Regions from separate parts of the Homo sapiens genome. Here region 1 is linked to region 2. A link is a loop called in an ENCODE intact Hi-C map of the cell type or tissue named here. Cell type or tissue: psoas muscle. All regions are shown on one strand.

Region 1 (5,000 bases), 120 kb before region 2:
TCTTTTTAAATTACCGAGGTTTAGGTATTCTGTTATAAGCAACAGAAAATGAACTAAGACAGGCATCTATACATATATACTTGAAAATACACGGAATATTTCTGGCACATTTTCTATAGCAAACTGATAACACTGATAAAACCAATAATACTGCTTCTGAGGAAGGGAATTCGATTTAAGGTGTTCAGGGATGAAGACAACCTACTTTTTACGTATGTAATATACTATTTTGTATTTTTTGAATTATTCTTTTTAGCATATGCATTACTTTTGGAAAAATGCATTAATTTTGGAAAATAATCTTTAAACAAAAGAAAAAATGAGTTCTATTTGACTATTAGGCCTCTATGATTAATATTTGGCCTTTGTAGCATTGAACACTGCAACCTTAACATGGTAATTTTTTTCCATAATGACTGAGATAATAGTATTTACAATGTAATAAATATGTATGAAAAAAGATTATGACTATATTTTGAGCATAGTGAGTTTGGGGTGTCAGTAGGAAACAGGCAGATGGAAATATCTAACAGGAGTTGGAAATGTGGACTGGAGCACTAGTCAAAACTGAAGATTGTTATAAAAGACTGAGTAAAATACCCAAAGGAGAGAATGTGGAGGGAAGAAATGGGCTCTGGGTATAACCAAAGGCATCAATTACCTCTGGGGTCAGAAGAGGAAAGAGGAGTCAGAGAATGAGAGGCAGATCTGAGAGTGAACAGCTTTATACAAATCATGGGAGAAGATCACGTGAAGAAATGAGAATTGGTGGTAGTGGCTTGCTGCAGAGAATCTGAGGAGAATGAAAACTAAGAAAATCTGTAGATCTGATTTTTCAATTGTTATCAAGAGAGTATTTTCTGTACATGATGAGATGGTTAGAAGATGAAGGCTGTGAAAAAGAAACTTGGTAGTGAAGGGAAGGAGGGAAGGACAGGAATGTAGTTCAAGGGATAGCCTGGTGAGTGGAGGTGGGGTGTGTGTGTGTGTGTGTGTGTGTGTATGTGTGTGTGTGTGTGTGTGTGTATTTTAAGATGGGAAGCACATCAAACCATTTATACACTGGCAGGAAGAAGTCACAGAAGAAAGAATGAAGAAGTATTAAAATGTGGTCAGACTGGGGAGATTAAGAGCCATAAAGAGGGGCTTTCACCTTGAAATAGAGGAAGGTCACTTTTTAATCTGGGACAGCAGTGAAGGAAGCAAAGATAGGGAAGAGACAGGAAGTGATGTTAATGTAGAAGAAGCACCACCACATTTTGAATAAAGGAACAATGAGATCATCTGCAGAGAATAAGGAGATTGGAATAGAAGGGGGCTTTACATTTATAGAAGAGTGTTGTGCATTGTATAATTAGAAAAGAAACAGAAAGGGTCTTAAGTTAGCAAAGCAGGTGTTTTGCAGCAGCATGACATAATGAAAAGAACACTAACTTTGGAGCCAGAAAGACCTGAGTTTGAGTCCTGGCTTCATTCCTTGTTAACAAGTTACCAAACTGATCTTTCTTAATTCCTCAATTTTATTACAGAATAGGACAACAATACCTACTCTGTCAAGCTGTTATGCAGATTCAATGATAGGACATGCTAGTTAATTTTAGTTTCAACAAACATTTACTAATCTCCCATCATGCACCAGATACTCCGCTAGGAGTATCTCTTTATCCTGAGTTTAAAGTCTAGGAGGGGGGAATACACTTCCTCATTTTCTTTTGGGACAAAGAATAAACTTTTGCAGAATTATGAAGGGACTTGCTAAGTACTTTCCTGCTTGTGCACTTTTAAATACTGGATCAGATTCACCGGCGGGTTTTATTCTGGTCTGTCTGGATTTAGCCACTAATGCAAGGGAACCACTTCTCTGAGGCCGTGAGCGATTCTTACCCCTTGCCCTTTGGCAAAGCCCTTCACAGCTGCTGATTATGAAAGATGAGTGGCCTTGGACTGCTGACCACTTCAATGATGACTCGGCTTGTCTCATTCTTATCTCTGCAATAAGCCTGATGTGTATTTTTTGTCTTTTGTTGTTGTTGTTATTGTCGTTGGTAGTATCTAAATATAGAGTTGTTTATCTTTCAAATAGCCTCCCAGAGAGAAATGACCTGAGACTGAGAAACTGAGAACAATTGACCAAAATCATGAACAGTAATGAAATTCATTCATTTATAATCTTCATTACTTTTAGGGAGAGTAAGTAAAGACATGCATCCTTGATTAGAGAGATTGGATTAATTGTAATGATTGGACTTAGAGTGTGAGTCTACAGAAATCTTAAATTAAATTCTAACAGGAGTGCTTTTGCAAAAGGATTATAAATTAAAGCTTTAATTTGTGTACTTTAGTTGTTTAGGTGATTGTAACATCATTTAAGCATTTAATGACAGTGAAATTGTTCCAGTGTCATCGGTGATTTGTGATGAAGATCAGCACGTCCAGATCAGAACTGGGTTAATTGCAGCTCATCACCAAGGAAAGTACAAAACATTCTAACCAATACCAGGACTGTAGTGTAGACATCTTTCCCTTTTTAAGTTCTTTTCCAATGCCACTGAGCATTTATATCCTTGTATTGCATTAATAAGGATTACACTGGCCCCATTTCTAGAACTATGTAAATACCAACCTGACAAAGTTGGTGATAGGAAGTTCATAGATGTTTCTTTTTCATATATTGCCCTCTCAGTTCTCCCAGGTAGGCCAATCTGTTTTCCACAGGACTGATCTATTGCTCTGGTTGTCAGCCTTGTTTGAAAATTATTGCAGTGTCCATGGGCATCAGTGGAATATTCCAGCTGACCTTTGTTAGGCCTTTGAATAAAGAAGACAAAACAAACAAAACCCCAAGCAAGCCAACAACGACAACAATAATTGGCAAATGCCACAGTATCTTCAGTGATTAACCACGATTTTCTTTAGAAACCTTGTGAGTCTGGGCCGGGCATGGTGGCTCACGCCTGTAATCCCAGCACTTTGGGAGGCTGAGGCGGGCGGATCACGAGGTCAGGAGATCGAGACCATCCTGGCTAATATGGCGAAAACCCGTCTCTACCAAAAAAATACAAAAAAATTAGCCGGGCGTGGTGGCGGGCGCCTGTAAGTCCCAGCTACTCTGGAGGCTGAGGCAGGAGAATGGCGTGAACCCGGGAGGCGGAGCTTGCAGTGAGCCCAGATCGCGCCACTGTACTCCAGCCTGGGCGACAGACCTTGTGAGTCTGTTAAAATAGAAGCAGACACAAGATTAATTTGCTTCAAGTGAGATAATCCGTGAAAGGCATTCACTCCACACAGAGCCTGGCACAGGGTCAGTGCTCAAAAACGGCAAGCTTATTACCATTATTTTTATTATTTGGAATTAATGTTATCTGTTTCCCCCTCCCTCTCGCTTTTTGGTCCTCACTTTTTACTCGGAATACCAGTGGAATAAAGGTAAACAGCATCCGTTCTCATTTCTGAGGACAGGCTGCCCTGATGTTGAAGGTGATAGAATGGTCAACAGCCCTGGAAGCCCACTTCAGATTCTGGGTAGCTTTGCTGGGTCACCATGGCCTTGCAAACTGGCAGCTGGCTGGAAGATTGACGCTATGTTTGGCATTGGCTTACAATGGAGAATTGCTATGCGTAGCCAAAAATCTTCCCTGGCAGCCAGGAGTGGAGAGCAGCCTTGGACCCCACTTCACAGCATTCCTTTAAATGATGTTACTGTATTCACAGGCCAGAATTTAAACGTTTGCAGTAACAAGGGAGCCAGTTTTTGGATAGTCAAAGGCATTTTGTCAACAAAAGAGTATTCAGGCCATGCTATATATTTATGGTTCTATTCATCTCACCTTGTAGATAAGGAGGATTTGGAACCGCTGTAGGCTCTAAATAAACTCTTATTTTAATGCAGATGGCTCCTTATTCTAAATAATATCCTTTATATTCTTTTGCCTCAGACTTGGCATTTCTAACTCCTTGATGAATATTTCTACTCAGATTTCCAGCCATTAACACCTGTTCCCAACTCCTTATTTTCTATCTGTGCTATCACGATTATTGAGAAACTGTATATATAGTGATTACAATTGAGGGCTTTGGAGGCTGACTGCTGGGTTTTAAATCCCTGCTGTGCTATTTACTAGGTATGTGGACTTGGATAAGTTATTTGACTTCCTGGTGCCTCCTTACCTCCTCTTTGTAATAATAACACATCCCTCATCAAGTTGTTGTAAGCATTGAATTAAATGTTTAGACCAATGCCTGGAATGTAGTCAGTGCTTGTATCAGTTTGGTTGTATTAGGCTGCAAGTAACAGAACACCAATTAATAATAGCTTAGGCAATAAATACATTTAATTATCTTTTTTTTTTTTTTTTTTTTTGAGACGGAGTCTCCCTCTGTCACCCAGGCTGGAGTGCAGTGGTGCAATCTTGGCTCACTGCAACCTCCGTCTCCCTAGTTCAAGCAATTCTTCTGTCTCAGCCTTCCCGAGTAGCTGGGACTACAGGCTCATGCCACAACATAGTAGAGATGGGGTTTCACCATATTGGTCAGGCTCGTCTCAAACTCCTGACCTTAGGTGATCCACCTGCCTTGGCCTCCCAAAGTGCTGGGATTACAGGCATGAGCCACCACATCTGGCTCATAATTATCTTATATAAGTAGAATTCTGGAGGTGGGAAGTTCCAGCCTTGCTGCAGCAGTTCAGTGGTGCCACCAAAGACTGCATGTCTTTTTCTCTTTCCCTTCTGCCATCTTTCCCATGTCAGCTTTTCATCTTCATGGCTATCACAGGTCACCAGGCTGCTGCAGCTCCAGGGATCAAGGCAAAATGAAGGGGAAAAGGCAGGGGTGGCATCGACTGTCTCTTGCATCAGGAAAGCAAAAGCTTTCCCAGTTCCCAGGAGCCTTCCAAAAGATTTCTCCCTACATCTTATTGCCAGGACTAAGTCACATGTCCTCCCGTGACTTTGAAGGAGGCTAAGAAAGTGACGATCTAGTTTTCCAGCTTCTGTAATAAG
Region 2 (5,000 bases):
ATATGCGAAGTCTCTGACAGAAAGTCCCTGGTACGTGACTCCAGCCTGGGCAATGGCAGCGTCTCAGTGTCTCTGCAGTTACTCATTCACTGAGGGGGTGTGTGTGCATATTTGTATGTGTGTGTGTGTGTGTGTGTGTGTGTGTGTTCTTCTCACCCTCCCCAACATTGTTGTCCCTGGAGCTTCTGTAAGTGACAGGACAGAATGAAACAGGGCCTTGTTGAGAGGTGGAAAGCCTGCCAGCTGGCCCTATGGTCTGCTTGGCCCCCAGGAGGCCGTTCCTGACACCTGGTCCCATATGGCAGTGCATGCTCCAGGACATGAGCCAAGCAGTCCCTCCGAGTAACAGAAACACATTCCTAACTCTGTGGTCAGACCAACAGGAGGCAGGGAGGCGGGGTGGAGAGCCTGCGCCTGGAAGTTCAGTGCATGCTGTCAGTACTGCTCTCTTTATCCCTCAGAGCCCTTCCTTCCTTGTGAACAGAAGTCCAGGCATCTCAAAGGTCTCTTCCAGTGTCTGTGATCTTACAATAATGAAAACAAACTTCTTGTTGAGTTTTAGAAGTTCACCAAATTCTTTCCTCAAATCCACTCAGCCCCACTTCTGGCCTCCCTATTGTACATCTGTTTATCTGTCATGATCTAGATCAAATCCGGCTCCCCAGATGAAGTCTCCCTGAGAGAATGTCAATGATCTGCCATACTTGTCGTCTAATTTATATTTTGTTACTTTTATCTATGTCTTAAAAATCCACTTGAGATTGCAAACTCCTTGATGAAAATGGCAGCAGCAGCAGCATCTTTGCATCCTCTGTAGAAAGGATCCCCAAATGTGGGTTGACTGACCTGCAATGATAGCCTGCATCCAAATAACACAGGGTATTTAACAGTTCGGATTTCCACGTGCAACCCCTGGAGATTCTGATTAGAGATCTAGGATGGGATCGAGGGATCTATCTTTAAATAGCATCTGCGGGGTTTCCCACACAAAGCCTGCTCAGAGAGCTCCTCCACCACCTCCTTTATATGGTGATTTGATTAAGTGCCCAATATATATAGGCCGAATGAGTAGAGGAATTTAATTTATCACATCTTTTTTTAGTCATCCTAAAATTTTCCAGAGTTCACAAAGATGTAGCACATAAATCAAGATTGTGACATTTAATGAAAACAATGTCATTGAGTTGTTCCAACAGCATTTTCTAATATTTAGAAATGTTTTGTGCCATGAAGGTAAGATATAAGATTTTATTTCTTGAATTAGTTTTTGGTGTTTGAGTTGAAATGGGCAAACTTTCTTGTGAAGACTTTTGCAGCACTTAATTCTCCTCTCTACCAAGTTCCTTGATGTCTTCCTCCTGTCCCACCTGCCTTCCACTTATAATTTCTGCCAATTTAAGAGAAGTATAAGCTCTTTCCCCCTTTTCTCTTCTTCTGTCAGAATCTGCTATATCTCTTACTCTCTATTTATTCCTCTATCCATTCATTTAATAAATGTTGACTGAGGACTGCTGTGTACCAGGCACAACATTAAATTCTGGGAATGCGGCAGTGAACAGAACAGCCTTGGCTTCTGCCCCTGTGGGATTTACGCTCTCAGTGGGGAAGGCAAATGTGATATAAATAATTACAAATATTAGCTAGAGCCTTTCGGCTTTATCTCATTTGTTAAGCTAATGACATCTAAACTGTTGGCTGCTAATGACTTAACATCTTATTCTTCCCAGATAACATTTCCCGCGAAAAGACTTTAGCACCTTACTTTGAGAAGAAAGGATGAAGTGGAGGGGGAGGAGTTTCAAAAGGAGATCTATTTGTGGAGGGGACGTTTTCTGACATTAAAAAATTATAATATGTAGCTAGATGCCTACTCCACCTGACCAAATTGTCCTCTTATGCTAAAAAACATTGGTTTCAGGTCCTTTGTATAGGATTGTCCAACATGCAGCATATATCCTAATGGTGGGATGCAAGATGTATTAGGTAGTTGAAGCAGATATGGTTAGTGCCCTAAGCAAACTACCTAGGCACTTGCAGTTCCTCGCTGTGCTGATGGCTTCTGTTTTTTGTTTGTTTGTTTTTTGAGACGGAGTCTCGCTCTGTCACCAGGCTGGAGTGCAGTGGCGCAATCTCGGCTCACTGCAATCTCCGCCTCCCGGGTTCAAGCGATCCTCCTACCTCAGCCTCTCGAGTAGCTGGGACTACAGGCGCCCGCCACCATGCCGAGCTAATTTTTTGTATTTTTAGTAGAGACGGGGTTTCACCATGTTGGTCAGGAAGGTCTTGATCTCTTGACCTCGTGATCCGCCCACCTCGGCCTCCCAAAGTGTTGGGATTACAGGCGTGAGCCACCGCGCCCGGCCCGGCCTGTGCTGACGGCTTCTTAACTGCAAATGTCTGTAACTCAGATTGCAGGAGCTGGCTTGCCCACCTTCACAGCGGGCCTGCAGTGGTAGGAGTTAATGGTCACATCCACGAGAGTAGCTTTCAAAGAATGACGAAGGGAAGATGGTGGGTAAAACTCTGAGGCTCATTCTCCAGCTTTCTTAGGGGGTCCGCAGGGATGCAACCCCAAAGACCGTAATGCTCCCTGGATTGACTTTCCTCTCTTCACACTTATTTCCCCGGCCCCCTAGTGGTGCTTCTTGGGAACACCTCTCAAATAGATGATTTGTACTCTAGTCCTAGTCTCAACCCAACCTAAAACAATGGCACATGGGCACATACTTTTATTTTAATGGCCATGTGTTTTAACATGTATTAGAAAAAATATAAATTGCACACCGTATCTGTGATTTCATGGATATTAGTGAAGCTTAAGTTTCAAAAGTGAGTCAATTTAAACCGAAGTGGAAAGTAATGGTATTCGGGTATTTGACAAATCACAAAGGGAGAGTGTGAATGGGGGATAATTGTATTAGAGCTTGAGGTTACCTGTAAACTGGAGCGCTTCCAGCTTTCTGGAATAAACTCAAGGACACTGGTCCTTAATTCAGTGTTCCTGAAAAGACTCCCAGGGGCTCACCAGCCCTTGAGAGATTATGCAAAGTTTTATGTATTTGGATCCTCTTCCTCCCAAAAGTTCATTTGCCTTAGTCTTAGAAAGGCATATTTCACTCAAAGTCAAGAGAGAGAGAGAGAGAGGAAAAAAAAAAGGAAGGAAGAGAGGGAGAGGGGGAGGACAGGCAGACACTCTGTTTTTCTATTTTATTAATGTAATTCAGATCTCTGTTTCTGTTGCAAAAAAGCAAAAAATAAAACAAAGGAGAGGAATGAGGAGATGGAGCCCTGATCCAAATAACAACAACAACAAAAAAAGTGTCTGTAGAATTGGGTTACTGGATGACTTCGGGGAGATGAGCTATCCATCACCACCCGCATCCTCAATAAAAAAACCTGGAAATATCTTCTGAGGATTTTTGCTTGTTAGGAAGGATGGCTATAGCCCAAGAGCAGCATCTGTATACAATGAGTGAAAAAATATTTGGTAACAAAGATCCATTAAACACCCAAATCTACCAAGTATCAGATGGCAAGATAAATGAGATTTTTGTACATGCAAAGCAAATTTTATATAAACAATAACCAAGGCAGTTCCTGTTGCTTCATAAAGCAGGACTTCTGTTAATAGCAGAAACAGCAAATACAGAAAACCAAGCCAATGCATTTTAATGCCTGATTTTGATGCATTAAAAAAATCAAGAAATTCAACAATTCACAGCCAATTGTATATTCATGCCACCCAGACTGAATTAGGATTAGAATCAGCTGTGAGCAACAGAAAATCCAAAATAATGAGTGGTGGAACAAAGATGGAAATTTATTTTTTTCATGTGAAAGTCTGAGTAAATGGTCTAGGGGCTGGTGTGATTATTCATAATACCAGGGAACATTGAATGGCTTCTCCAGTTCAAGCCATCATGTCCCCATTCCAGCCAGCAGAAAGGAGGAAAAGAAGCTTCCCTATAAGGACACTTCTGTGATGTTGCATACACCACTTCCTCTTACATTTCTTTGCCTAGAACTTAATAACTTGACCACACCTATCTGCAAGAGAGGGTAAGAAATGCAGTTATTATTCTGGGAGTTCATATGCTCAGCTAAAAATTCTCTTGCTGTGGAAGAAGAGAATAGATATTGGGTAATACCAGCAGTCTCATCTACCCAGATTTCGTACATATTGGTAGTTCTAAGTAGTTAACTTTGGCATGATACTCAACTGTAAGTCTTATTTAATGTGTCAATGAAATTGCTTGACCCTAATCACCCAGTTTTTAAAGCTGCCTCTAATTAAATCTTTTCTGACATCCACAAATAAAGCATATTTTTCATTTTGAGTATCTGTCTACTTGATGCTGGACAAAATTCGGCCCACCTAGAATAGCAGGTATAGTTTGTGGGTTATCGAAACCCTTTGTTCTCTCTCCTTTTCTGTTCAACATACTTGTGGCCACTTTCCCATTAGTTAAAGTCTGAAATAGAGAAAGAAAGATTTAAAAAAGAAATAAAGTCTAATCAGATGTTTTGTTCCTTTTCAGCAACATTTCTCCAGGGCTAAAGTAGAAGAGATTAGAAATAAGTAACATTAAGTTTTGGGATTTATCTGTCATAAAAACAGTCCTTTAGGCCAGTTGATGAGCAAAGCCCTTTTCACTGCCATCTGTAATTGTGGCTGCAGCCCTGTGAAGAAGGCAGTGTCATCTCCACTTGAGCGAAGAGATGAAACTTACCAGACAAAGCAGTTATTAAAGGGCAAAGCCAGGATTTTCACTGGGGTCTCTCTGACCCCCAAAACTCTGCTCTTTTGACTGCTCCACCCACAGAGTCCCTCCTGCCATGAGTCTTTTAAGCATCATTATCTCCAGTGGAGAGAAAGTTTTTACATGAACATTGGCTGAGACTAAAAGCAGGCCTTGGAGACATAAACAAACTGAAGAGGTTCAGAAAGTGCTCGTCAGCCTGCTCCTTGTGGTCTGTCTGCCCTCCCAGATTTTGAGTTT

The links. Peaks named below come from ENCODE experiments on the same cell type or tissue, not always from the same donor. Only the 100,000 strongest peaks of a DNase experiment are listed, where the experiment ranks them.
Region 1: it touches region 2 in a loop (2.6-fold over the local background); 17 of 110 quality-filtered maps call a loop at or near these places.

Annotation. Positions count from the first base shown.
Region 1 is chr9:84,052,877-84,057,876 of GRCh38, forward strand. No RefSeq gene overlaps it. Among named protein-coding and RNA genes, the nearest start is that of RMI1, 75 kb to the left of the region's middle. In psoas muscle, no CTCF peak of the experiment used is centred here; a DNase peak (open chromatin) is centred at 1,905; H3K27ac peaks cover 3,807 bases.
Region 2 is chr9:84,170,651-84,175,650 of GRCh38, forward strand. No RefSeq gene overlaps it. Among named protein-coding and RNA genes, the nearest start is that of SLC28A3-AS1, 110 kb to the right of the region's middle. RefSeq lists an enhancer at 2,329-2,838. In psoas muscle, a CTCF peak has its summit at 2,636 (motif pointing left); a DNase peak (open chromatin) is centred at 331; H3K27ac peaks cover 1,087 bases.